Regions from separate parts of the Homo sapiens genome. Here region 1 is linked to region 2. Evidence: read pairs that join two places in POLR2A ChIA-PET (ENCODE). Cell type or tissue: MCF 10A. All regions are shown on one strand. Each heading gives the region's core, and the rest is flanking DNA. Links, peaks and the distances in the headings are about the cores only.

Evidence for each region. Peaks named below come from ENCODE experiments on the same cell type or tissue, not always from the same donor. Only the 100,000 strongest peaks of a DNase experiment are listed, where the experiment ranks them.
Region 1: POLR2A ChIA-PET joins it to region 2 with 5 read pairs; 3 of 35 experiments call an interaction of 5 or more read pairs at or near these places.

The regions. Positions count from the first base shown.
Region 1 is chr3:23,093,998-23,096,824 of GRCh38, forward strand. No RefSeq gene overlaps it. Among named protein-coding and RNA genes, the nearest start is that of UBE2E2-DT, 110 kb to the right of the region's middle. In MCF 10A, for the core only: no CTCF peak of the experiment used is centred there; DNase peaks (open chromatin) are centred at 1,284 and 2,214.
Region 2 is chr3:23,911,631-23,914,457 of GRCh38, forward strand. The region is part of intron 1 of NKIRAS1 (NFKB inhibitor interacting Ras like 1); the gene reads right to left. Among named protein-coding and RNA genes, the nearest start is that of NKIRAS1, 3.9 kb to the right of the region's middle. In MCF 10A, for the core only: no CTCF peak of the experiment used is centred there; no DNase peak of the experiment used is centred there.

The DNA of each region.
Region 1 (2,827 bases), core at 250-2,749, 820 kb before region 2:
CGTAAACTTGGGATAAGACTCACTTAACAGGTAGTCATTGAATGCCTGATATATGCCATTCATTATTATAGGTGATGGGGATACAGAAGTGAAAAATAAAAATAAAAATTTGAGCCATTATGAAGCTTTGATTTTTCTGCTCCTCAAGATTGTTTGGAGGAGTACAAAAGATAACAAAACAAACATAACATTATTAGTGCATACTAGGTACTCAACGTTAGGTCCTCCAGCTAATCCCCTCGCTCAGCTTTGTTTCACTGTAATAAGTGCTATGGAGAGAGGGAGAAAATGTAGTGAGCCACTTCTGAACTGACTTTAAAAATCGAAAACACAAACCTCATTTAGGCCAATATTTTCTTCAAACTTCAAATTGTGATGTATTAGTGAGTCGTAAAATCAGTTTAGTGGGTTAAGGTCGATATTTTTCTTAAATTAAAAAATAGGATAAAATGGGATAGACTCAAACAGAACAGAATGGGACAGAATGAGGGGATGGGATGGGGTGGGGTGGGACAGGACACGGTGGAATGGGATGAGACGGGATGGATGGGATGAGATAAATGAAAAAATTCTGTTTCAATTGTGAATGTGTGTGCCTGTGTGTGTGCACCTATACACTGGATCAGGATGTAAAATGCATTTCTGACTGTAAGTCACCGTCAAAAATTTTTGAAAGCCACTGACCTATACATGGTTTTAAATTTAAAAAGAGAAATTTTCTGTTTTCACTGTTATCCTCAAATACCTAACTTCTTACCTAGTATTTGCAATGATTACTATAAAAACATGCATACAGATGAATTCGGTTTTCAAGAAAATGAAAAAACGTTCTGTAAAATAGAAAACATTTAGAAGTTCATTCCTACAGTCCTATATATGGTATTTCCCAGAATGACCAGCCCAGAAGTGGAATACATGGAGAAGGAAGGAGGCAAGGGGGTATACTGGTCTCTCTCTAAACACATTTTCAAAAAGGGACACCTTCTCAATAATTTCTAAACTAATATGTTTACAAAATGGTGTTTGGAACTACTATGAAGAAAGATAGAGGGAGATGTGAAAAAGATTGCATAGTGGGAAGACAGGGTAGACGAATGGTGCCGTATTCCTCCCCACCAACTAATGCGACAGGTCTTGCCCAACGCTGTAGACAAAACCACTATGCCCTCCCTCCAGGGAAACTACCTCTGATTTTAGAGCCCTGCATGTCTCTAACCCAGCCCACAGTCACCTAACAGGTGAAGAATAATGGCTCTACACTATGACCACATTTTTCCCATCAGTCTTACTCTCTCACCACTTGTTTACTTTGTGAATCATCCACTATTGTGAACTAAGTGGCTATAAGCCAATCTAGTCATGAGCAACTAGTAGACATTTTGGGAGATATCTACTGCCTCTAAAAAGCAGTTGTTATTCATTTGTGTGTCCTCTCCAAATAATATTTTTAAATGCAAAAAAATAAGATGCATAGGGAATAAAAAGGAAGCCAGTTTGAAATATAATTATTGAAAAAGTTTTAAATATTTGTGATATAAAAATACATAGAATTCTCTACAAATAAATTAAAAATAGACCTAATAATGGGTATACTACAATTATAATTTCAAATAATGACATTAAATGACATGTTATCTGTTATGTGTCATGAAAATAAATATAATATCTGTTCATTACAGTGGAAAGCTAATTAATACCAGAGTGTTTTGTCTCACTAATAATTGAAAGAAGTTCTATATTTCAGCTGGAGTTAATGAAAATAAAAATGTAATTATTTGTCATATCCAAGAACATGAACTCTTTGGATTCTACGTATGCAAAGGGTCCATAGACTGCAGATGAAGAACCCAGATTAGAGGCAGGAGATGGCTCTAAATCTCTCTACAACCTCACTACCAGGTAACAAAAGAGGTACATGTCAGACAGAATCCCGTCATTTAAGTAACAGGCAGGTCCAAAACAATATGTATCCTGTTCTTTAAACCTGATGAAATCCGAGCCCTCTGTCTTTTTAAAGCCTGATAGCACCTTGCAGGAAAGGCTTCCCCAAGCCAAATGTGACAAAATTCTAACACCACAATTTAACTAATCCTCAAGTAGAGTCAGACATCCAAGAATTCTTCAAATTAGTGACTGAGGATAGAACATCTCAGGAATCACACACAGGCACTCTTCAGGGCTGCTGCACACAGTTGTGTTTGTTGAGCATTGCATAACCCTGTAACCAAATGCAGCACCCCTGCTGTCATTCCTAAGGGTACAGACATTCCTAAGGGTGTAGACATTCTCAGGGTATAGCTGGGCTCTCATCCTTCTACCTTGTTCCAAGAGACAATGCTCAAAATATTTAACATCACAAATAGTACCGACCACCCAATCAGAATGGAGGCTGACTATAAACAACTGCAGTCATGTACTGCATAATGCCATTTTGCTCAACAACGGACCGCATATATGACAGTGGTCCCATAAGATTATAATATGGGACCATCATAGCACAACACATTACTCACATGTTTGTGGTGATGCTGGTATAAACAAACCTACTGTGCTGCCAGTCATATGAAGGTCTAGCTCATACAATTATAAACAGCACATAATACTTGATAATAAACAATTATGTCACCGGTTTATGTATTTACCATAATATACTTTATACTTCCATATATGTTATATAATATTCTGTATATATATCTAGAAGGAGCATAAAGTATATTTTATATATAATGTAAAATACATAGATATATAATATATAGGAGTATAAAGTATACATTATATATATACATGTATATGTGTGTGTGTGTACATATATATATGTATTTTTTTT
Region 2 (2,827 bases), core at 68-2,567:
CATTTAAGTAAAAATTTAAGGAGGCATGAGGATAAAGTTTTTAGAAAATGGACATGATTTTTCAAAGAAACATGAAAGTTTATGTCAGTCTTTTCTCGAGAAGGGAAGAAACTGGATTTTGGTAGTCACGTGGGCTTTTTTTTTTTTTTTGAGACAGGGTCTAGCTCTGTCACTCAGGCTGGAGTGCAGTGATGAGATTTCGGTTCACTGCAACCTCCGCTTCCCAAGGGCAAGCGATTCTCCTGCCTCAATCTCCCAAGTAGCTGGGATTACAGGTGCCTGCCACCATGCCCGGTGAAATTTTTGTATTTTTAGTAGAGACGGGGTTTCACTATGTTGGCCAGGATGGTCTCAAACTCCTGACCTCAAGTGATCCGCCTGCCTTGGCCTCCCAAAGTGCTACGATTACAGGCGTGAGCTACTGCGCCTGGCTGTCACGTGGGCTTTCTTAATCATATTTCTTTTTGAGGAAGAATAGACAACTCTAGAAAAATTGCCCATGCACAGGACTTCATGACTAAAACACCAAAAGCAATGGCAACAAAAGCCAAAATAGACGAATGGGATCTAATTAAACTAAAGAGCTTCTGCACAGCAAAAGAAACTACCATCAGAGTCAACAGGCAACCTACAGAATGGGAGATTTTTGCAATCTACCCATCTGACAAAGGGCTAATATCCAGAATCCACAAAGAACTTAAAAAAATTTATAAGAAAAAAACAAACAACCCCATCAAAAAGTGGGCGAAGGATATGAACAGACACTTCTCAAAAGAAGACATTTATGCAGCCAACAGACACATGAAAAAATGCTCATCATCACTGGCCATCAGAGAAATGCAAATCAAAACCACAATGAGATACCATCTCACGCCAATTAGAATGGTTATCATTAAAAAGTCAGGAAACAACAGGTGCTGGAGAGGATGTGGAGAAATAGGAACACTTTTACACTGTTGGTGGGACTGCAAACTAGCTCAGCCATTGTGGAAGACAGTGTGGCGATTTCTCAAAGATCTAGAACTAGAAATACCATTTGACCCAGTAATCCCATTACTGGGTATATACCCAAAGGATTATAAATCATGCTGCTATAAGGACACATGCACACGTATGTTTAATGGGGCACTATTCACAATAGCAAAGACTTGGAACCAACCCAAATGTCCATCAATGATAGACTGGATTAAGAAAATATGCCACATACGTCGGGCGCGGTGGCTCATGCCTGTAATCCCAGCACTTTGGGAGGCCAAGGTGGGCGGATCACGAGGTCAGGAGATTGAGACCATCCTGGCTAACATGGTGAAACCGTCTCTACTAAAAATACAAAAAATTAGGTGGGGCTTGCAGTGAGCCGAGATCATGCCACTGCACTCCAGCCTGGGTGACAGAGTGAGACTCCGTCTCAAAAAAAAAAAAAAAAAAAAAAAAGTAATACACTACAAATGTACTTTGATCACTCATTGATAATATGATTATCAGGATAATATAATTATCAGGATAATAGGATTAACAGACAACGTTTGCTAAAAATTATACATTGTTTTGTATTGTATGTATATATTAATAAATTGGGGAGTTCCTTTTGATATTACCAAAGAAGTCTTCATCATGGGCAAACGGTAAAAGTAACTGAATAAAAGTAGCTCAAAACACTAGCTAAGAATTTTAAGCATTTTTTGGAAGGAAAGCAAAGAGATGACAGAACAGACCTCATTAAATATTTTACACTATCAAAAAGAAAACAAAGATGAAAAGATAAGTGTGATTAATCAAAGCAGGCTGAAATATTCTAGGTTCCTGGTTGCCTTCCAAATAGGAAACAATACCACTACATAAAGCAGATGAGTGCCTTGCTACCATCAATTACAAAGTTAAGAATTCTTTAAAAAATAATTAACATTTTGAATAAATAACACATACACAAAAATACTTTATTTTCTATAAATGATCGCTATGGCAGGAACTCACATTACAAATAAGTGGTTCTCATGCTTAGATATTTTCAGATTTACAAATAAAAACTACTAAAAGTTTGGTTCTTAAAGCACTTATAATTATTTAATAATTCCCAAACACAATAAATGTACACCAGTTCCTGCGAAATATACAAAGGTGGTCATCTGCAGTACCCTGAATGGGCACTGAATCACATGAACCGATCCTGGGGTAACCAAGCCTCTTACTTAAATCTAGGTTTCAAGAATTTGAAAGGCTCTGTAGTACATGGGTCACCTTTAGGTTCCTTTCAACACTGTGATGCCATGATATTAGAAGTTGCTTATCCAGAGAATACATCAACACTGAGGTGAACACAAAAAGCAGTAGTTACAGCTACTTGTCACATCCCTACCCTAAGAAACTGGGCAATAAAATTCAATCTGTGACCTATTAAACCTCACCTGATGTAAATTACTAAGAGAACGTGCTTAATAGGCAAGATTCAGGGCAGTCTTAAATACTTATTGCTTTACTTTCCAGGCTAATCAATAACATTGCTAGAGAATAAATACAACCTCCTCTCTCCAACTTGAGGCTAAAAAAAAAAAAAAACAGAGAGTAAATATATGACCTGGTCCATTCCTGTGAAATGCTTTGTCAACATTTTCTTTGAAGAGCCATCAGAAACAGCTCCCCAAAACCGTTATTGCTTCTGTTCTTCTATGTAAGTGGGCCATTCTATTTTTATAAGTAAAACACAACTTTCTGACGCAACCAGAAAAACAATACCAAAACACTGTTAACATCATAGGAGAGATGTTATAAATCTCTAAAAATACTGTCATGTGGGGAAACCACCTACACTGTGTATTTACTTATGTCA